Regions from separate parts of the Homo sapiens genome. Here all the other regions are linked to region 1. The links are chromatin loops, found by intact Hi-C in ENCODE. Cell type or tissue: heart right ventricle. All regions are shown on one strand.

Region 1 (8,000 bases):
GAATAGTGTGTTGCCATTGACATGAGAAATATGAAGACCATACTACACTGAAAAGTATTAAAATTTTAAGCTCAGGATTCAAGATTAGGCCGGGGGCGGTGGCTCATGCCTGTAATTCCAGTATTTTGGGAGGCCGAGGCGGCCAGATCACCTGAGCTCAGGAGTTTGAGAACAGCCTGAGCAACATGGTGAAACCCCCTCTCTACAAAAACAGCTGGGCGCAGTGGCAGATGCCTGTAGTCCCAGCTCAGGAGACTGAGGCAGGAGAATCGCTTGAGCCCAGGAGGCAGCGGTTGCAGTGAGCCAAGATCATGCCACTGCACTCCAGCCTGGGAGACAGTGAAACCCTGTCTCAAGAAAAAAAAAAAAAAAAAAATTCAAGATTAGTCTACACCAGAATCACAACTATGTAAAAGCATATGATGATATGAATGATGAAAACACTTGTAATAGGAGTTGAGGCCATTTTAGTTTTTATATTATGTTCACTGTATAATAAATTAATTGGGAGAATATGATCACCCAAATAATATTTGATCAAAGTTATACAAATAATTCAAGTTGGGAAAGTAAGGTACCCAACTAAGGGCCCCCTGGTGCCAGGCAGAATGTGACATCAAAAGTGGTAGTAAAGGGGAATTCCAAAGAAGCTTTACCAGTATTAAAGTAGATACTGAGATGGAGGGCAAGAATGATTTGGCAGTTGTATGGCATTTGGGCTTGTATGCATATTTGAAATAGGGTGATTAAATGTGAGGGAATCGTTAGTTCTAAATAAGAAACTAAGTTTGAGAAATTTTTACATAATTATATGACACAAAATGTTTGCTTTTTTTAAATGTAATAGCATGATATAATGGATGCAATATTACGGGTAGAAAGTATAACAGAGGAAAGGCATATAACTTCTGAAGTCTCAAATTTAGGTTACAGGCACAAGGCTTACAACATTATGTATCCATCCACATATGATTTATTCCACGGAATACTTGGGAGCATTAGGAAAATGAGTTAGAGGAGCCAAAACAAAAGGAATGGTAAGCAGAGAGTCCAGGATTCCGACTAGGTAAATTTCCCTGGGACACTCCTGCAGTCAGTAAGGAGGAAAGATTATTATTACTCACGCTGTAATTTACAAAAGGGTCTGGGTTGTATAAATCAGAGTATGCTGAACTTTTCAAGTTTACCCAGCTTCAAGCTAGTGGAATTATGTGGCAAGGCAAAGTGGTTCTTGTCAATACTATATTCATTTGCAAATATTCGTAAGAATGAAAACATACAAAACTTCAATTATCCAAAAGTATAACCAAACTGAAAGGTTAGATTATCTTTAAAAGTTAATTTTTAAAAGCTGGAATATTACTTGGCTCATATTAAAATTTCAATCACCCAATCTCTTCCACAGCAACAGGATATAACTAAACTATCTGATTTGAACCTATTCCCCACCAGTTCTTCATGGGATGCATACTGTATTGAGAATGCAAGAATTTACAAATATGTACAATTAATAGATACTTACAATGCAGTTCTTACAGAGAGGAGAATGGTGGTTACCAGGCACTGGAGGTGAAGGGGTGGGAGAGAGTATGTGATGGAAAGATGTTGACCAAAGAATACAATACAAACTTCCAGTCAGAAGGAATAAGTTCTCAAGATCTACTGCACAGCAAGGTGTCTACAGATAATTATGTTTATTTCAAAACTGCGAAGAGAATAGGTTTTAAATGTGCCCATTACAAAAAAAAGATAAATATGTAAGATGATAAACATGTTAATGAGCTTGATATAATCAGTCCACAATATATACAGACACCAAAACATCGCTTTATGCCCCATAAATACATAGAATTATTGTCAATTAAAAATAAATTTTTTAATTAAAAGTTTTTAAAAATGAAGTTCTTCCTATCTCAAACACTTCACCTCCTGTCCTTGAAACTAGCTAATTTCCAGATCATCATCTGGTCACTCCCTCCAAGTCTTCCCTGATGCTTTAAGATGACTCATCATAGCAACAACTTGTCACACTCTATTGTAATTTCAGGTTTACTAGTGTGAAACTCCCATCAGAACGTAAGCTCCAAAAGGATGGAGCCACAATTAACCTGACCCAAGAGTCCAGTGCTTACCACCTAGCACAGCGTGTGGCAAATATAATGAGTAGAATTAATATTTATTTTATTTGTTTTTTTGAGACAGGGTCTTGCTCTGGGCTGAAGAGCAGTGGCGTCATCACAGCTCACTGCAACCTCAACCTCCACGGCTCAAGCAATCCTCCCACCCAAGCCAGCGCATGCCACCATGCCTGGGTAATTTAAAAAAAAAATTTGTAGAGACAGGGTCTTGCTTTTGTTGCCCAGGCTGGTCTTGAACTCCCGGGCTCAAGCAATACTCCCGCCTCAGCCTCCCAAAATGCTGAGATTACAGGCGTGAGCCACCATACCCAACCTAGACTATTTAAATGAATCATAAAGACGCAGTAAATAGATACTCTTCTAAGGAATTTTACTCTTGGGAAGAGCATTTCAAACCTTTGCCCCACTCTCCTCTGCCACTGTATCAGGGAGATAGTCTGAGAGTCACTGCCTTATCGTATTCTTATCAATACCTGTTTCTTTCATTCTAGATTAGAGCAGGAAGGGACCTAAGAGGTCAGAGTACCCAATACCTTCATTATCCAGAGAAGTGAATAAAGCCGAACTAGTCAGTAACTTAAAAGGTCAATAAACATTAAAGGAAGAAGTAGCCAGGAGCTGCTCCTCCATCTGCTCCTCCATTAAATACTTATCTTTATCCTCCTATTCCCAGTATTCAATCTCTCTACTAATAACGAATATAATCCTTCTCCAGTTGTCCCCATCCACTATAGTACACAAGCTTTTAGATAAATGCCATATTTTATATATATAGATATATCTGTAAACGTCAGTAGAAGCCTATTTTTATCCTAGTTTATCACTTTATCAACTGTTACCAAAAGTTAGATCATAAATTCTCTTAAGAACAGTGGTTTGTCTTAATAACATCTAAGAAAATTTAAAGCATTTATACACAGTATGTACTAAAAAATAGCAATAACAACTACAAAATGGGAAAAATAGAAAACCCAATAAGAAAATAAATTATTTGTATAATATCATAAGAAACATTCTTACATCCTATTACAAAGGTTTTATTATCAACTATCTAACCTTATCTACACTGATCTACCAATTAAATATTAAGTGCCTACCTAAAAGCCGCTTCCCAAAAGCAGTTCATTCCACAAACATCAGAGGGCAGCATCCAATAGGGATTCCAGTAACACAGAGAGAAATCTTTACACCTAACAGAGTAAGACAGAAATAAGAGTCCTGTGTGAGTATTTTGGTTTGGAACTAACAAGGAATTTACTCAGTAACACGATAACTTACTGTTCTATTTTAAAGCAAATAAAATTATAAATCCAAATTGCTATGATAAAGATTTTGGAAAACTGATTTCTCCCTTACTTAGGGCACCATTATTTTAAATAGAACTTTAAAACCCTGAAGGTAGACTATACTATAGATTGGGAAACAGTGTTTCCGTCGGAGAGTCTCCTGATAAAATCCCCTCCTCAGATAACACAGACAAATATGTCTTCTAAAATTTTCTTCACAGGCTACACATATACCCCTAGAACAAAATCCCTTTGGGACAAACAAAATATTTGCTTATCCTCAAACATAATAAAAATGCCACCAATACTGGCAGAAAGGGAAAAGAAGATCTTTAAATGCTTTTAAATTAATCCTCAATCCAAACTACTTGTATGGTGTTTTAAACTGAAAAATAAAACATAACAGCCAAGATGTATATGAAAATGGTCAATATCACTAATCATCAGGGAAACGCACATTAAAACCACAATGAGAGAACATCTCACCCAGTTAAAATGGTTATTATCAAAAAGGCAAAAAACAAATCCTGGCAAAGGTATGAAGAGAAAAGGAAACACTCATACACTGCTGGTAGGAACATACATTACTACAGTCACTATAAAAAAAAACAGTATATAGAGATTCCTCAAAAAACTGAAAATAGAACTACCATATGATCCAGCAACCCCACTGCTGTGTGTATATATACATACATATACACACATGCATACACACATACACAGACAGGCACAGTGGCTCACATCTATAATCCCAGCACTTTGGGAGGCTGAGGTAGGTAGACTGCTTGAGGCTAGGAGTTCAAGATTAGCATGGTCAACATAACAAGACTCCGTCTCTAAAAATAAAAAATTAGCTGGACATGGTGGCATTTACCTTAAGTCCCAGCTACTCAGGAGGCTGTGGTGGGAGGATGGCATGAGCCCAGGAGTTTGATGTTGCAATAAGCTGTGACTGTGCTACTGCACCCCAGCCTGGCTGAACACAGCAAAAGAGACTCTGTCTCAAACAAAAACAAAAAAAATTTTTAACCACCCTCCCTGCCCCAAAAAAACCCGAAAATCATGCTGATATTCACAGCCTAGTATCATTATCTACATAATCTCAGTTCCATATTATACAAGCTAAAATGGAAGATCAAGTCTGGTCTTTCTTGTTAGGTTGCATGTTGGAGCCAAAACGGAAAAAAGAAAACACCTTACATTACAAAAAAATTGTTTTTCATCGTGATTTCTTTTCAAAATAATAGTCTAAAAGTCACTGGGTACTAAAGTATGTATGAAGTCAGGGTGAGTCACTAAACCAGGTCACTTCATTATCTCATCACTATGCAGCTTTGTTTTCTCTCATTATGAATTCAATTATGAGTTACTGTGCTTATATCAAATGGTCTATGAAATTTCTGATTTGCAAAAATCTGATCACATCTCTCACAAATGGCAACAGTCTAAGGCAGGGGTTCTTAGCCCTGGTAGAGGGTGCCACACAAGACCTATTAAATCAGAATCTCTAGAAACGGTCTGGCACTGGTGGTTTTTAAAATGCTGCCTAAGTAATTGTGTATACTACTGCATAAAGAACAAGGTTGGAATTTCTTAACCAACAGAAAAAAGTTACATTATAACTTTGTTTTCCTCTAAAGGGACACCACATTCTAGCATAGCACAAAAGGCTACATATCTTCATTTAAAAGGCTGAACCAGAAAGAGAAGAAAATGTGTATGTATCGGTAAAACTTATGACTTGATTAGAAAATCTGTGTTTGTACCCTCTCAGGCATGGCTATGTATTTTCTTAAGTCTTTGATTTCATACCACACAGTCAGACTCATTGATGGTAATAACAACTAACAGAGTTATTTTCAGATTCAAGCACTTTCACACCCATTTAGACTCACTAGAAACGTTTTAAGGTAGGTATGATCTCCGTCTTTCAGATACAGATGATAGCACAGCTTTATTTCAACAAATGCACAATTTATTTACAATCAACACCTAATGTGTACCTTTGTTCTACGAAGACGATAACTAATCAGGTTATTCCATATCCCCTGTCAAACTCTACAACAGTGAAACATGGAAATAGAAATCTCAAAAACAAATTCAATTTTTCTATAAAATTAATTAAAATTATATATATTTAACAATACCATTTGCAGCCTCAACTTGTACTTTAAGTTACAAAACAAATCAGTTATGTGTTGTTTTCCAAACCTGCCTGGTCCTCAGGTCACTTGTTAAAAATACAGATATAGGATCCTATCCCATACCCAGTTAATCAAGACTCCCCAGAGAAGTGGCCTAAAAAGCTGAATTTTTCACCAATATCCGCAGATAAGTCTTAAAATCAGACCTGAATGAGAAACATTGTGTATCAAGGAATAACTAGAGTCAGCTTGAAATTTTTTTATCGCAGTACTGATCATTTCTCTTATGATAATCCTGTTTACTCCAACTTAAAAATGATTAAATTTTGAAAATTTGTGTTTCTACGAATACTTCAATCAATACATTTTATTAAGTACCGTTTAGAAAATTTTTTAAAGCCTAAGAAACAAATTACCCACCACTATTAACATTTTCGTATCTTTACTACCCCATATTTCAAAAATATCTTCCTACAAATATTTGACTAGAAAAGTTAACGTGTATGTTGCCAACATGCAGAAGTTGCTGAAACTACTTGATCTTCGTTAGTCTCAAGAAAACGCCCACGTGAGCTAGAGAGCACACCTCAAACTCCCTGTTCTCAGGAAATATCCACCAGGGAGCTTCTAACTCAAAAGACCCTCTTGCAGTATTACAATTAAACTGTATTTGGGGGCAATGTTTTTGTTTTGTTTTTTTTTTTAAGTTGATGCAAGATGACGAAGCCACAGACATGAGAATTAAATTCAACAAGACCAACATATTGAACAACTCAGTAACGAGTTTAAATTTTGTGAAGCTTTGAGCCACACCAAGAGCCCTACACTTCTGCTAGTACCAAACTAGGTGCCAAGTATGGTGGATTAAGGATGATCACACATCTGACACTTCTATTAATAAGTAGGATCTGCTGCACGCAGTGGTTCATGCCTCTAATCCCAGCACTTTGGGAGGCCAAGGTAGGCGGATCACTTGAGGTCAGGAGTTTGAGAATGGCCTGGCCAACATGGTGAAGCCCCATCTCTAATAAAAAAAATCAGTCAGGTGTGGTGGCGGTTGCCTGTAATCCCAGCTACTCAGGAGGCTGAGGCAGGAGAATCGCTTGAACCCAGGAGGCGGAGGTTTCAGTGAGCCAAGATCATTCCATTGCACTCCAGCATGGGTGACAGAGAAAGACTCTGTCTCAAAAAACCAACCAACCAACCAACCAAGTAGGATCTAACTCCCCTTATCCAGAATCTAAGTGGGCTCTGTGATTGCTTTGACAAATAGAATACTGAATATAATACTGTACCAATGTCCAGGCCCTTCCCTTAAGAGCTCCACATCCTATTTCTTGGAACACTCTTTGAACCTGATCTTCACGTTGTAAGAAGCCCAAGGCACATGCAGAAGCCACTTGAGAGAATGCAGATCAACAGCCTCCACTGAGCTCCTAGTCAAAAGCCAGCATCAACTGCTAGCCATGTAAAAGAGCCACAATGCCACACCATTCTGATCTACCAACCTACTGGTTCCTCCCCAACTCACAGAAAACTAGCATCCGGTTCACAGTCCTCGTCTCAGTACCAAATCCTACTTTCCTCTAACCATTCATTTGGTAAATCAATAAATTTTCTACTGAATGACTACCTACACAGGCCAAACACTGGCAACACTATAGTGAGTAAAATGGACATGGATCATACTGTCTAGTGGGGAGTAACAGAATGTCATTTCAGATACTGCAAGGTGAGAGACCTAACCAACACCCAGGTTACACAATTCTTTAAATCCAGTAACTCTTACCTCCTTTTCCCTTCAGTGAAAAATGGCAAATGCTGGCCGGGCACAGTGGCTCACACCTGTAATCCCAGCACTTTAGGAGGCCGACGTGGGTGGATCGCTTGAGCCCAGGAGTTCAACACCAGCCTGGGCAACATGGCAAAACCCCATCTCTACAAAGAATAAAAAAAAAATTAGCCAGGCATGGTGGTGTGTGCCTGTAGTCCCAGTTACTCGGGAGGCTGAGTTAGGAGGATAGTTTGAGCCCAGGAGTTTGAGGCTACAGTGAATTGTGATCATGCCAATGCACACCAGGTCTGGGCAACAGAGTGAGACCCTCTCTGACAAAAGAAAAAAAAAGAGAGAGAGAAGAAAAAGTAAAAAAATGACAAATCCTGGACCCTGTCAGAAACTGCAATCCAATACCTCATCTCAGACTAGTCTCTGATCTAATAATTATGGTTCTTTTTTCTGAGACAGGGTCTTGCTCTGTCGCTCAGGGTGGAGTGCAGTGGTACAAACACAGCTCACTACAGCCTCAATCTCCTGGGCTCAAGCTATCGTCCTGCCTCAGTCCCCAAGTATCTAGGACTATAAGCATGTGCCACCAAGCCTAATTTTTAAAAAATTTTTTGTAGAGACAAAGTTTTGCTTTGTTGCCCAGGCT
Region 2 (8,000 bases), 1.2 Mb after region 1:
TACATGTTCAGAAAGAAAAAAAAAACCTGTGCAAAGTGTGATTGGTATAGAAAGGCATCCTCAGAGAACTTTCAACTTAGCAAAGGGAAACAGAATTCATACTGAAATGACCATCATAGACATTAATATTTAAGGATGTCATTTAATACAAGGGCAGTAGGCTAAAAGTAAGAAAAATATTTCTGGAAAGGTAGCTTACTCTGAACATAGAAAGTTCAAACTGAAAGTTTGTAATTAAAAATCTTATATTTGATACAGTGCTAATACAGAAGATTTAACAGAGAGTGATTCAATGAGAAAAACTAAAATGAGCAGAGACACAAAAACACAAGAGCAGAGACCCAAAAATAGGAAAATAATGAGAAGATTAATACCAACTGGTATAACTACAAATTTTAGCTAGTAGAGAAATAGGAGATAAACATTAGAAAAGATGGTTGGTGGCAGATTGGAAAGGTCTGAAATGCCAGAATAAAAAATTTAGACTTTTATTCCCCAGGTTGTGAAATGCTGGCTTTATCTTTATTCTAAGCAGTGTTTTTCAAAGTATGGTCTTAGGAATCTTGGGGTCCTCAAATGAGTCTCATGAGGGGTTTTATGAGGTCAAAACTATTTTCCTAATACTATGACAGTAATAGCAGTTGTCACTCTCACTGCCCCAGAGTTTTCAGTGTAGTTTTCCAAGATGTGTGAAGTAATGTAACAATCCAGGTGTCTTCTCTTAAGCAAGACATTAAAGAGATTTACAAAAGCATAAACACTTGCCATTTTTCTCAATAATCATGTTTTTGTTTTTGGAAAATGTTTATTTTTCATAAAAATATATTATTTATATAAACATGTAATGGTGTATTATAGGTATTTGAAAATAAATTAATACATATTTTTAGAGGTTCTCAGTTTTTATTTCTCAACTAAATAAAAATATATAACCTACCTAAACAAAAGCTCTTTGAGGTCTTCATTATTTTTAAGAGTTTAAAGTGATTCTGAGACCAAAATATGTGAGAATCCTAACAGTAATCTGGTCTTGATATAGACTCAATCATGACCTCTAGTGGATATATCCAGCCATTTTGTAAACTTGGGGACATCAGATTCAGTCACCAAAATTAAAAGAAAAAAATCATTTGAAATCTCACTGTCATTTCTTCTTGAGAATTCGTTCATAATCTTCTACCATAGGTACCAAATCTAGTTTCAGGTACAGTGGCTAGAGCTAGGGTTTTCCAAGGTATCCCTGGATCACCTGCTTCAGAATCACCTGTGAGATAGGCTTACAAGGAAGATTCCTGGGCCTTTTCTAGAACTTTCAATCAGAGTTCCTTGTGATGCAGCCCATCTGCATTCCATCAAGAACCCCACAGTGTTCCTATCAACACTGACATTAAGATTCTTGTTTCAGTATATTTGTGCTGTATATTTGTGCTGTACTTAAGAGTTTACAAAGAATCACCAAAAAATGGTGGTTAAGACTTACATGGAGTCAAAGACTTTTGCTCACTTGTAATTTCAGTGCTCACAGACTTAGGTGCTTTTCCACTAGAAGATATATTGTTATCAGGCAGGCATTTAGAACCTAAAGTTGATGGGTCTGTCCAAAGATAAGAAGTACCTACATGTCCCTATTGAGACCTTAATTCATCAGAGAACCACTCTACCCTCATGAAGGAGGAAAGTATGAGTCAAACCTGCACTTCTAAGACTAACATGCAAAAGAATCACTAGAGACTGCAAAGCTTAAAATATTTACTATCTGGTGATTTACACAAAATTTGCCTACCTCTTGGTCTAGATCAATGCTTTCTAAGTTAACAAACAAATAAATCTTCTAGGGATCTTGTTAAAATGTAACTTCTGATTCAGTGGATCTGGGGCCAAGATTCTTATTTCTAATGAGCTCCCAGGAAATGCTGCTGAGCTGCTGGCCACCTGAGAGCAGGTTTGAAATGCAGAACCCCAGGCCTGAGGGCATGCCCACTGACTTGGCAGGTGCCTTTCACCAGGAAGCACAGGTAATCTTCATGCCAGTGAACGATTACACCGGAAACATTGGTGCAATCTACCAAAAAAAGAGCATGGTTTTTGACTTCTGACAAAGCTGCATTGGAATCCCACTCTTATTTGTTAGGTGTAAGAATGCAGCATACAATTCAAACTCTCCTAACATCCTCTTTTTCCTCTTTAAAGTGATGACAAAAATACTTTATCCACCCACATCTTAACCTTGTTGTGAAAGTGCAACGAGACAACGGAAACAATTGCTGAATAATAGCTAACACATACTGATGGCTAAACCACTGCTGTGAATAATTTACAAACAAAGAAATCAAGAAACTGACAAAGAAATAAGAGTAGTGGAACAACTTGTTTGAATTCAGGCAGAGAAGGGTAGAACTGGTATTCATTCTTGGCTCATATTATCTACTCCTGCCCTCTTAAAGGCCCCCCAGCCCTGTTCAAATGTCTGTGTTGATGACTTCTATCATGATTTGTGAACATATTCTGAGACACATCTCTATGCACAAATGAAAGAAACCTACAGTCTGGGCCAATAGGAAAAATGTTGCAAACCTCAGTACACACACCTGACCTTGCCAAAACATCAAAAAGCAATGAAGTAAATCTAAAGTTATCCTGATCAAAATCCTATGTTAGGACAATTTTGTTTAATGAAGATTAGGCTACAAAAAAAATCCAGCAATAGTCTACTTTTATGATGACTATATTACATGCTGGAGGAGATAGCAGTGTAAAAGCACCTCAATTATCTAGTTTCCTTGTCTTTAAAATCACCTTAGAGATTGCTCTCAGGGCAGTTTTGACACCAAAGCCTCCATCTGCTTATAATCTCCCTTGCCTTCTGAGAGCTATTTCAGTCCTTGCTATTTTGCTCAGCAGGAAGTCACCATCCCTGCTACTCACTTTCATTTTTCCTTCCTGCCCTTATTAGAGGTCACAGTCCTTGAAAGCTCTTTGGAAAAGCTTTATAAAAGGCAACAGCATCCTCTACTGACTGTGACTCATAATGTCAAAGGGGCACCAACTCCAGCATTTGAGCATGATTTGTGTTACTTCTGCTTTAGTACCCTTATCAGGGATTTTTTTATGTCCTTATTTTATGCTGATTTTCATATTAAAATGAAACATTGGTGTGTGAACTAATTTTAAGTAGTAAAATAAAATGGCTTTCAGCAGAATATTACACCAGGTGTTGTTTTGAAAAACATAATTCTTTGCACATGGCATGGCCTTTTTTCAGAACCTCCAGGGCTTGCATTGTGATTCTTTGCCTAAGTCTTGTCACAAATTCCACATGACATTTTTCTCACCATTGATACTTCCAGCACCATAGGGCCTGTCAGATCACATGGTCCAAGTGGCAGGGCTGCCTGGACCCCAACCTGAATGAGCTATAAGCCCTTTCCCATTCTAGACCCAATTCATAGAACTCACACACTGTCCCATAATTCAGTATAAGAGCCAACGCAGTGTTTTTAGTTGTAGAATATGTTGCCTCAGAACCCGAAGAAGTCTTCCAGCTATTTTGCTCTCTTTTTCATGGTAAGAGCTGTAAGATACGAAGGTTTGATTTTTATCAGGACAGGATGTCCCAGCAGAGCTCTGATCACTAAAATCCCTAAACTCATAGGTTTCTGTCAGGTTTCTGACATTTTTATGGGGTTTATCTCCCCTCCTCTGCAGTGGGTATGTTTTATTTAACAAGACCTCCATCATCCACTTCTTGCTCATCTAATCCAGTCTACATATAACCATCAATGTAATGGATCAATGTGATGATCAAAGATGACCACATGATCCATATTTCTTTGGAGTATGACTGTCACAGAAGATGAGAAAATTAATACAGTCTTGAGGTGAAGCATAATTGTAAATGTAACTTTTTGGGTCCAATCCATGTGATTATTAACTATTTCTAATCTTCTTTCCTTTTGGGGATAGAAAAGAACAAATTTGGTAAATCAGTGGCTGCAGACCATGTGTCTGAGGTCATATTAATCTGTTATAGCAAAGATACCACTTCTGCCACCAAGACTGTGTTGACAATTACTATTTGGTTGAGTTTGTGGTAGGCTATAGTCATCTTCTAGGATTCATCCAGTTTCTTCAGCATACAAACTGGTGAATTAAATGGAAATAAGATGGGAAACACTATCCCCGGAACCTGGATTCATTAGATCCTTAAGGGCACTAATCTCTGCCATCCTCCCTCAATATCACTACCTCCACAATGTGATAAGACTTCCAGACTGGGTGTGAGATTTGGAGACCTCCATCTTCCCTACTATGACAAATCTCACCCCACAGGCCAAGGACCCAATGTGAAATTGTACCAACTGCCATGTGTTTCAATCCCAGTTGTACCTTCAGATTAGAGGAATGATCACCAGGTGGACCTATGGATCTATGGACCTAGCGAACCCCATATAAATCAGAACATAGCCAGGATTCCATTTATTATCTGGACCCCATCCTAATGGTTATGATGACATTTCATGTCTCCAGATGTAAGTATTATCTCAGACACAGTATCTAATGGTCTCTGAAATGCATAGACGTTCCCATTTCCTTAGTGCACAATATCTGAGTAAATGTCCATAGATGTTTCAGAGGAAGGATTGGGAAAACTATTAGCATATAAATTCACTGGGGTTTGGCAGTCTTTCCTCCTGGGGACCAAGCCACTCCTCAGTCAATGGGTGTTGAGTCTGAAAATTGCCTCAAGTCCAAAAATTTGGCAAAGAATGACTGTGCTTGGCCTCTTTTGATGTCTTCTACTGGTAGACGCTGAGTAATGCCCTTGTTGACTCCCCTCATATTTTGACCCTTTAGATAACGTGTTCTGTTGACTATCTCCATAACTCTCAGCAGGGCAGGCCCCCTCAAATGCCACTTCTCCAGCTTCTGCCAGTACATGTTGGCTAGGTCTTGCAGCTCCTTTGGGAAATATCTCTTTTCCTTTGTTATAAAGCCCAGTAAGTCCCTAGCTGGGTCATGCTGTGACTTAATCCTACTTATAGGTCCAGTGTCCTAGTGCCCAGGAGGAGAGGGAAGGGCAGATCCAGAAAGAGGTACCTAAAACTTTGTGGAAGAGGGGCCTCTGCATCATCTTCCAGAATGCAGGGTGTACTGGTTCATACTAGGGAGAGGCTGGCCATTCCTGTAGGCTCAGAAAGTTCAGAAGTCTTTCAGTTCAAAACATCTGGAGGAATATCAGGCCAGATGATTCTCTTCATGTGTCCCAGGGTTTCCCAAACAGGTCCTATCCTTAGTTTGTCTTCTTTTTGCTTCCTTTTGTTGCTAACATTGATCTTACAAGCTGTGATCGTGTTTTGCTTTTATTTAAAATTACAAAATATACTGAGTCTTTCTCCAACCTACAAGTTGTTTGGAAGTTTTGTTTTTAATATCCAAATTAAATTTTCTGACACCATTACATTTTCACATTTTTTCTTGTAGTTCTGTCCATTTTTACTTTTTATATTTTGAAGCTATGAGTTTGGGTGCGTGGGTTCAGGATTGCCCTAAGTTTCTGATAAATATTTTCTCTGGTTGTGTCAGAGGCATTTGAACCAGAGTGACTCCATCTTGAATAGGGGCTGTGTAAAATAAGACTGAGACCTATTGGGCTGCATTCCCAGGAGGCTAGGCATTCTTAATTACAGGATGAGATAGGAAGTTGGCACAAGATACAGGTCACAAAGATCTTGCTTATAAAACAGGTCGTGGTAAAGAAGCCGGCCAAAACCCCCCAAAACCAAGAGGGCAATGAAAGTAACCTCTGGTCATCCTCACTCCTCATTATATGCTAATTATAATGCATTAGCATACTGAAAGACACTCCCATCAACAACATGACAGTTTACAAATGCCATGGCAACATCAGGAAGTTACCCTACATGGTCTAAAAAGGGGAGGAACCCTCAGTTCCAGGAATTGCGCACCCCTTTCCTAGAAAACTCATGAATAATCTACCCTTTGTTAAGCATATAATGAAAAAATAAAGTATTCTTACACAAGCAGCCCATGCTGCTGCTCTGCCTATGGAGTAGCCATTTTTTATTCCTTTACTTTCCTAATAAACTTGTTTTCACTTTACTCTATGGACTCACCCCAAATTGTTTCTTGGGCAAGGTCCAAGAACCCTCTCTTGGGGTCTGGATCAGGACACTTTTTCAGTAATAGTTGTTTGTAATAACTGTCTTTACCTTTTCCAATGCTTTAGGCTTAAAGAACATTTTGCAAATTTTAGTAATTCTACAAGGTTCATACTTACCTAAAATATCTCTTCCTCAACCCCTTATTTTTAACTTTTTCAATCACTACGTTTTATATGCATTTCTTTAAAGCACATAAGCTGGACTTGAAAAACGAAAACAAAACCAAAATTACTGATATATCTTGATTCAGTTTTACTGCCTATTTTGTGCTATTTTTTACCATGCTTTCTCTTTGCTTATTTTATTTTCCTCCATATCTCCTCCCTTGATGAAGTTTTGTTTATATTCTCTTTCTCCTATCCTTGTTTAGAAGTTAGAACTTTCAATAGTCACCCTTATAATTTTAAACATGCTTATTTAACTAAAGTCTGAATTTTATCTCTCTACTTTATTCCCAAAGAAAATGAGATCTTCAGAAAGCTTTAATTACAAATCACCCTCCTACCTCTTTCAAACTCGTTGTAGGTCAGCATTTTAATTTTTTAAAAAAGGACATTTTTATTGTTAGTTTTTGCAGTCAGGGCTTATTCAGATTTACACAAATGTTAACTAAATCTTTGCATTTACATTCTGAGATCCATGCCTTTACTACTGATGTAAAAATTTTAATGGTCAGTAAAGGGTCCATGAGTAGGTCATTGAGCAAGGGTCCATGAGTAGGAAACACAGTCTTTGTATGAAAATAACTTTATTCCACATTTATTGCTATTTTTCTGAGTATACAACATTAGAATGACTGTTCATTTCCCTCTGCACTTTGAGCTTGGCTATGCATATTGTGGTTGCTGCTGCTCTATCTTATCCAGCATCTCTGCAGTGAGGGGGAGGCCTATGTTACCCCAGCTCACAGAGTGGCTGTAACCAGAAGGTTTCTCTAAGAAAAGCCTTTGATTAGAGCCTCTTCAAGTTCGGATTTCCTTTCCTTTCAAACAAAAAAAATTCTAATTTTTAAAGCTGGCTTTGTCTACTCATGTGTTGAAGATATGAGCAGGGTTTATAAAATATTTTCCCACTACACAGCCCAAGTCTAAATGAACCAGATTAATTCTTCCTCTTTGTCCCATTGTACCCTGCACCAACTTGAATTATAGCACTGTCACAACCAAATTCACTTACTTTGCATATGCCTAGCTCCCACACTAGAATGTAAGCATGATGAGGGTTGAAAAGTTACGTACTTAGAATTGTATCCCTAGCTCTTCATAGGGTACGTATATAAACAGTGTTTCTTAAATGAGGCAATGGATAAACAAGTTATGTTTTCTTTCTTTTCTTTTTTTTTCATAGTTAGGGTCTCAATCTGTCTTCTATGCTGGAGTGCAGTGGCACAATCATGGCTCACTACAGCCTCAAACTCCCAGGCTCAAGCAATCCTCCTGCCTCAGCCTCCCAAGTAGGTGAGACTACAGGCATACTCCATCATGCTCTGATAATTTTAAAAAATTTTAGTAGAGATGGGGTCTCACTACGTTGCCTAGGCTGGTCCTGAACCCCTGAACTCATGTGAGCCTCCTGCTTTGGCCTCCCAAAGTGTTGGGATTATAGGTGTGAGCCACCGTGCCTAGCCAGTGATGTTTTCAACAGTGGGAAATCTTAGACCTACTTCTGAATTTCAGTGGCTGTACTAGTCCACTCTCATGCTGCTATAAAGAGTTGCCTGAGACTGGGTAATTTACAAAGGAAAGACATTTAATTGACTCACAGTTCTGCATAGCTGGGGAGGCCTCAGTAAACTTACAATCATGGTGGAAAGAAAAG
Region 3 (8,000 bases), 440 kb after region 1:
CCCCACAACAACCAAAGCAGTCATACAGAGCTTGGCCAATCCTGCGGGTTTATTCATTTGTTATGTGTACTTGATTAGATCTGCTTTTTATTTTTGCTAATTGCTTTTCATGCACATCCAGTTTCCCTACCTTCTTTTTCTCTTTTTAAACCAGCCCCGACCTCAGTCAGGATCCCAGAGGCTGGTGAGACAGGAGAGTGCTGAGGACAGACTGGGCTAAGGGACTGAAGGAAGAGCCACACTGCCCTCTGGGAGCTGCGAGGGCTTTGTTTCAAGTCTCCTGCTTTGAAGTCTGATTTGGTGAGTACTATATTCTCCTAAAATGAGCCAGAACAAGGAACCGGGGATCAGAGGAGGGACAGGAAACATGTGATTGTACCCTGCAAGATATGTGGGACAATGGAAGCCAGTCTGTGTGGCGAGATGGTCAAAGGCCAGGGAGAGACTGGCAGGAGGTTTGTGAAGGAGTGCAGAGCGGGCTGTGGAGGGCTCTTAGTAGAAGCACATTTGGATCAAAGGTGTGGTATCATGAGATCCTCATTTTGGACGGATCACTCTGCTTTGTGGAAGAGGCCAGAAGCCTGGATTTAGGTGGGTTATTGAATGGGACGAAAGAATGGAGGGAAGGGGGAAGCTGGTTCCAGAAATGTCCAGGAGGCAAATTAGATGGGACCTGTGGTTGAATGAATGTGAAAATGAGAACAGGAGTTAAGGATAACATCCAGTTTTCTAGGTTGAATAACTCGGTGGTTGCTGAAGCTACTAACCTAGAAGGATACACACGGTGGAGAGGGTTTGAGGATGGATGATGGCAAACAGAAATTGGAGGGGGAAGTGGCTGTGAGACAGAGAGTACTCCAAATGTGGGCCTCAAGCAAGCTGGTAGAGTGGACCAGACCTGCGTAAGAACATCTGCATTCTCTGCTGGCTGCTAATGTTCAATAACTGTGTGACCACAGGGATTCTCTCAACCATTTGGAACCTGTTTCTTCATTTATAAAATGAGACAATTGACCTACAGGTTTGTTATTAGGATTAAATGAGAATGTGTGTAAAATCATTCTTAAACTCTGAATCTTTAATTAAATTTCTCTCTTTCTCTCTCCCTTCCACCCTCCTTCCATTCATCAAACATTTTGTGCTATTTCAAGCCAGGCACCAGAGATAAAGAAGTGGACAGTGACTCTCACTGGGGTTAATACAGTCATCAGGGTCTGGTGTCCTAAACTTGGCTTTTCAATTGAGAAACATTTAATCTGCTCATCAAAGAAAAAGTTTTTGAGCCACTATCATATGCTTGGTTCTAAAATAGAAACTCTTAATACTGCAGTTGTTTTCCTCAAGGACCTCAAAGTTCAGGGTGCAGAAAATAAAACATATGAGGGGCAAAGAGATGATTATTTAATATTACTATTTTAAATAATTATTCACAATGGAACTAAACTGGGCTCATGGGGGATCAACATACCTTAACAAAATGTCCAGCAGATTGAGCCATTGTACCCTTGTCTAAAGCTCCTTACGCCAAGTATACAGAGGTTTTCAATCCGGATGGTCTATTGATGGATCAAAGCTCCTCGATGGATACCATCTATTATTGAACAAATATTTACTGAATACATATTCTGTGCCAGGTATTCTATTAAGAGCAGGATACTCTTTTCAATGATCTCTAATATTCCCCAAAAGTCTACACTGACTCTTTATGAATGAACTGTACTTTGTGAACTTGTTTTATGAAGACTACTACAGTACAGTCTGCTATAGAAATTTTCAGTCTTGCCAGATTATTTCTGGAGTATTTCTCAAATGGAAGTAAACTTTTGGTGTGTTGTTATTAATTTCTAAAAATACTTCAATTTTTTCCCCAAATGACATTCTTCTCTATCTGTAGTATAGGAGCAAAGATATCAATGTCCAAGAGAGAAGATAAGAAGTATAAGCATTATTGGCCAGGTGCGGTGGCTCACGCCAGTAATCCCAACACTCTGGGAGGCTGAGGCAGATGGATCACCTGAGTTCAGGAGTTCAAGACCAGCCTGGCCAACATGGTGAAACCCCGTCTCTACTAAAAATACAAAATTAACTGGGCGCGGTGGTGGTTGTCTGTAATCCTAGCTACTCGAGAGGCTGAGGCAGGAGAATAGCTTGAACCCGGGAGGCAGAGGTTGCAGTGAGCCAAGATCGTGCCACTTCATCTCAAAAAAAAAAAAAAAAAAAGAGGTATAAGCGTTATCTTCTTTAGGTGGGGATACACATTCCACATTCCTCTCTAAACACATGTACATACACACAGATGAAGAATAGCTCATAGGGAAAAATAACCCTTGAAAACCTTCATCTCCTTCACAATCCAATATTTGTAATTCTCAATAATGTATGATTTGCACATCTTTGGTGTTTCATAAATGTTCATTGTGAATGGAATCTGGTCCAGTAAGTACCTACCTGGATATGAAACTAAAGAAAGTAAATTAACATATAAATCATCCTTGAGATCTGCCTAGAATTTGCTAATATATATAGCCTCATTTTCACTATGCTTTGAAAAATAGGGAACACTTTTTGCATTATTTTATTTTACATATGTATTTTTTGAGATGGGGTCTGGCTCTATTGCCCAGGCTGGAGCACAGTGGCCTGATCTCAGCTCACTGCAGCCTCTGCCTTTCAGGCTTAAGTCATCCTCCCACCTCAGCCTCCCAAGTAGCTGGGACCACAGGTGCATGCCACCACACCTGGCTAATTTTTGTATTTTCTTGTAGAGACTGGGTTTTACCATGTTGCCTAGGCTAGTCTCAAACTCCTGAGCTCAAGTGACCCTCCCACTTGGCTTCCCAAAGTATTGGGAGTATGGGCGTGAGCCACCATGCCCAGCCCGCATTATTTTAAATAACAAAAATCTCATGGTGTAAATACTAACTGAGCAACATGAGAAAGCACATAGGGTAAGGTGGCAAATACGCTTGATGAATAAAATGAAATGACTGTAAGCAGTATTTTCAAAAAGTTCATCTCAGATCAGCAAGGCAATTTTATTCTATTATGTACATCTTAAAAACTATCATAATTCAGAAGAAATATATCTTTTAATTGAATTTGTTTTTATAGATTTAGGGGGTACAGGTGCAGATTTCTTACAGGCATATATTGCATGATGGCGAAGTCTAGTCTTTTAGTGTAGCCATCACCTGAACAGTGAACATTGTACTCAATAGGTAATTTCTCATTCTTCAACCCTCTTCTACCCTCCCATCTTTTGTAGTCCCTGGTGTCTACTGAAATATGTTTTTTGATAGAAAAATGATAAGCAGAAACAAAAAAAAATCCATAATCCATAGTCCCATCTCTCAGAGAGCAACACTGACATACCAATACACAGTGAAGGCATACTATTTTCCATAAAAGAATGATCACACCATACATACTAGTCTATAATCTGCCTTTTCCACTTAAATATGTCCTGAATATCCTTTCATACTACTTTATCTCTACATCTTTATTTTTTGACAGCTGCATAATTTTTCACTTAATGGATATACCATCATTTTTCCCTAGCTGTTACATCCTGAAACAAGCTCTCTGATGGCATCTTAAAATGTAAAGTTAAAACAGGTATTAAAATAACTCAGTAATTAATTTAGCAATGGACCTTTAAAGTATATATGGAATCATTTTACATTTAAAAACAAAATTCGATAATGTGACATTAAAGTACATAATGCCCGTAGAGTTGCAATTTTTATGATGCAGAGCTCAAGCCTAAATTCATTCAGAACAGACATGACTGCTTTTAAGTAATGCATTTCTTTTAAGAGGAAATGTCATTTCAAGTTTGTTGAAGACTGCCATCTAGTGCCTCCTTTCTTCCTGTTGGATGTGGGAAGATTTCTGTGAGCAAGTCGGTTTAAGCATATTCTATATTTAACTATCTGGACTCATTAACTCAGGTTTTTATATACCAGTAATCTTTTTCAGCTTGTATGTCATTCTTATGGTGCCAGCTGTGGCGATAAGGAAATCGATTGTACTGTTTCAGCTGTCTTAGAGAAAAAGTGAGGCACAGACTTAAAGAAGTAGTCATTTATCTTCCTTTGCTGACCTATGCAATTAAACATGACCCTCAAAACAAGACCAATTAACTCCTTTGTGGTGACATAATCTCTGGAACAGATGCATCAATAATGGCAACATATCACTTCACCAGTCTTCATGTTTAAGATGAGCATTGTGGCATTGGGAAATTCTGCTCGGGATGGTAAAGCTGAAAGATTGTGTCATCAGCTAAACAGCACAGACTCTGAAATGAAAGATCTGCAGAGGACACCTGCTATTGACTAGATAGTCACTAAGTGACCCCCGGCACTTCTTTGTGAATCAATTCGAAATCAATGTCCCAGCGTGATGTTAGGTGGCACTGTGCTAATGGACAAGTAAACTTTCAAGAAAAGCAAGGCAAAGCCTTATAGGCTCATTAGCCAATCTGAATTGGAATAGTGCATGACACCTGAGCGGTTATGACCGCCTACCTGAATTACCCTAGATGTTTCAATTAGATATAGCTCCCTTCCTTGAGTCAAAAATTATTTAAGTTTCACTGTGCACTGTTAAACAATTGTCATACTCCATGCTTAAGTAACTACCTTCCAAATGGAGTATGAAGTAATTTTGTGATAAAATTCACAGGAGTCCTGAAGTATGAAAGCAGCTGAACTGGTTTTAGATAAAATTCCATCTGGCAGCTCAACTGATCAAGGCATTTGTTTGATTTCAACAGCTCACAGAATTATGATTAGGCAATTTTGAATGGCACCCATATTTCTCTTTCTAGAAAACACCTAGTTTATTCATAAGTAAAAAAAATCCTTTAGGAAAGTTCTTTCATATCCACTTCAGTGGATTTCCAAATTCAAATGTGCCTCTTAAAAGTAAAAATTCCTGGGCTGGGCACAGTGGGCTCATGCCTGTAATCCCAGCACTTTGGGAGGCCGAAGCGGGTGGATCACCAGACGTCGGGAGTTCGAGACCAGCCTGGCCAACATGATGAAATCCTGTCTCTACTAAAAATACAAAAATTAGCCAGGCATGGTAGTGGGTGCCTGTAATCCCAGCTACTTGGGAGGCTGAGGCAGGAGAATCACTTGAACCCGGGAGGCGGAGGTTGCAGTGAGCCGAGATTGTACCACTGCACTCCAGCCTGGGCAGCAGAGCAAAACTCTGTCTCTAAATAAATAAATACATAAAAATTCTGTATTCAGTAAGTTCTTGAAAATTATTAAATTATTATATAACCTTTAAAATATCCAATCAAAATAAAGAATAGAATATTTAGCCTTATTTTAAAGTAACTATATTGTATATCTGCTAGATTATTTTTACAAGCATTTACATATTAATGTCAACAATAACTCAGTTTAATTTACTATGCAATAGTTTGTGTGAATTTAACTTTGACCCAAAGGTTGTCTTAACACATACAAAACGTTTAGTTTTCTAGGCTTTATTACACAAATCCCCTCAAATTGCCTGTCAAATTCTGCCTTTATCCAGCCACTGAGAAACAGAGACTAAAATTTACCCTATTTGAACTGTGAAAGGAGGTAAACATAATGAATGGTAACTTTTTTCATGTGTTAATATTATAAAAGAAAAAAACGCAAATATTTTGGACTGCTGTATATCATAGATTTGGTATGAGTTTCAGAGTAAAAAAAAAGATCAGTAAACTGGTTTTATGAAGAGGTATTACAGGAATAAAATTACAGGCTTTGTCTCCTCCAAGAGAATACAAAAAGAAGCTAAAAACCAAAATAATTGAAACCAGCCTACAGAAGGGTGACACCATCCAGCACAAACCCAGGCTGTGTTTAAAGCTGGTGAGGGGTGGATCCTAGCCTCAGTCTGCAGGCAGTTTTGGGGTTGGTCTTGTCTGAGGAAGCAGATGAACTCCCTGGTCCCAGGCCTTGGGCTTGGAAAGCAGCAGGGATTGTGATGACTTTTCAGACCCACCTGATGGACGGGAGCTTACGCTTGTTTTTATGATGCAGGAGTATGAACCCCTAAGAGGAATTCAGGTGTCCTGGGTGTTTTGGTACTGATATTAACATACAGCCTCATGAAAGTCATTTACTATCACTGTGCATCAAAGAGCTCATTTGCTATAGAGGCCAATCATCTTTTCTCCCCATTTCAGAGGTACCTGTATGAGTACATGCCCCAGTCCTGCCCCACTACATAGTGAAGTCTTGAAGGACAAAGACTGTGGGTTACATCTTTCACTTTCCTTTTCTTTTCCTTTTACCCATCAGCCCCTTTCTTGTGATATAAAGGACTATGTCTATATTATATTTCTTCAGTAAGTATTTGTTGAATGAACAAATGAATGAATGAGAGAGAAATTTTAAGTGTAAACAATTTGGGCAGATTTCACAATACAATTAACCTTGAAAGATATATAAACATTTGCAGATTTAAAAAAATTATTAATATCCCAGATGATCTTCATCTCTACTTTGGAACATTTAAGCACAGGAACATTGTTTAAAATATATCTCTAGGCCGGGCGCGGTGGCTTATGCTTGTAATCCCAGCACTTTGGGAGGCCGAGGCGGGCGGATTACTTGAGGCCAGGAGTTCGAGACCAGCCTGGCCAACATGGTGAAACCCCATCTCTACTGAAAAATACAAAAAATTAGCTGGGCATGGGGGCGGGCACCTGTAATCCCAGCTACTTGGGAGGCTGAGGCAGGAGAATCACTTGAACCCAGGAGTTGGAGGTTGCAGTGAGCCGAGATTGTGCCATTGCACTCCAGCCTGGGTGACAAGAGCAAAACTCTGTCTTAAATAAATAAATAAATAAATAAATAAATAAATAAATTAAAAATACTTGTTTTTAAAATAACGTGCTTATAGCCCACATTTTGAAAAACCTGAGAATGGCATAAAAAAATAAAATCAAGGCTCAAGCTTGTAATTCTAGCTCTTTGGAAGGCTGGGGTAGAAGGGTCATTTGAGTCTAGGAGTTTGTGACCAGCCTGGGCAATAAAGTGAGACCTCATCTCTACAAATATATATATATAAAATCAGCAAGGCATGGTGGCATGCCCCTGTAGTCCCAGCTACTTGGTAGGCTGAGGTAGGAGGCCTACTTGAGCCCAGGAAGTCGAGGCCGCAAGTGAGCCATGACAGCACCACTGCATTCCAGTCTGGGCAACAGAGCAAGACTCTGTCTCAAAGGAAAAAAAATTTTAATAAAATCATACCCATTCCTATTCTAACCACCAGGAAGTAAATCACTACTAACATTTTGCAAATACAAAATCTTACATAGAGTTAGTAGGTCACCCATGCAGAGCATCGAACCCAAAGCACATAGATTTCCTTAGATCCAGGCTACGGTCCTCAGTTTCTTGTATGTTTAAAAAATTTTTTTTTAAATCAGTTAATCCAGTGAGTTCCTTGGGCACTGGAGGAGTGTTTCAGCCTAAACAAACTTAGCGGTTTCTGATCGCTAATCAGACTGTACTCACTTACACTAAAACATTTAACGGCTAAATAAATAAAATGCTCTGTGGAGTAGTTGACTTGAGAAACGAGAGCAATATCTGAGGGCTGCTTTAAAATATTAGAGCAAAATAACAGAATTACTTCAATGGGCATTGCCATCAAGCCAGGACCACTACAAGATGTGCTTGCCAAATAGACCAACAGACAAGGAGAAGTCCACATGAGACAATTCTGCGCTGGGCTGCTTTAGAGGCATACTCACAAACTCCTATTTATTCTTCTCTTTATTGACTCTATGTGGCCAACTGCAATTCGGATTATACCATCAGTTCTCTTTAACTCACAGGAGTTAAGGTTTTAGCTTCTACAAAGAGGCGACTTAAACATTATTCCCAAAGATTGGCAGAGAAAGTATTTTATTCTAAGATAAAAGAAAGGAAAAGGAAAGTATGATTCTTTTTGTATTATTATTATTATTATTATTTTGGGACAGG

What was found. Hi-C counts contacts between places; a loop is a spot of excess contacts. Peaks named below come from ENCODE experiments on the same cell type or tissue, not always from the same donor. Only the 100,000 strongest peaks of a DNase experiment are listed, where the experiment ranks them.
Region 2: it touches region 1 in a loop (4-fold over the local background); 17 of 110 quality-filtered maps call a loop at or near these places.
Region 3: it touches region 1 in a loop (4-fold over the local background); 37 of 110 quality-filtered maps call a loop at or near these places.

What each region holds. Positions count from the first base shown.
Region 1 is chr12:42,126,524-42,134,523 of GRCh38, forward strand. It overlaps GXYLT1 (glucoside xylosyltransferase 1), which reads right to left. Exons shown (of 8, transcript NM_173601.2): 2 at 3,236-3,328. Among named protein-coding and RNA genes, the nearest start is that of GXYLT1, 14 kb to the right of the region's middle. In heart right ventricle, CTCF peaks have their summits at 3,278 (motif pointing right) and 3,482; a DNase peak (open chromatin) is centred at 4,344.
Region 2 is chr12:43,336,099-43,344,098 of GRCh38, forward strand. No RefSeq gene overlaps it. Among named protein-coding and RNA genes, the nearest start is that of LINC02461, 180 kb to the left of the region's middle. In heart right ventricle, CTCF peaks have their summits at 1,050 (motif pointing left), 1,254, 3,007 and 3,211; no DNase peak of the experiment used is centred here; H3K27ac peaks cover 1,779 bases.
Region 3 is chr12:42,565,596-42,573,595 of GRCh38, forward strand. All of the region lies in intron 1 of PRICKLE1 (prickle planar cell polarity protein 1), which reads right to left. Among named protein-coding and RNA genes, the nearest start is that of PRICKLE1, 20 kb to the right of the region's middle. In heart right ventricle, CTCF peaks have their summits at 279 and 3,854 (motif pointing left); no DNase peak of the experiment used is centred here; H3K27ac peaks cover 1,412 bases.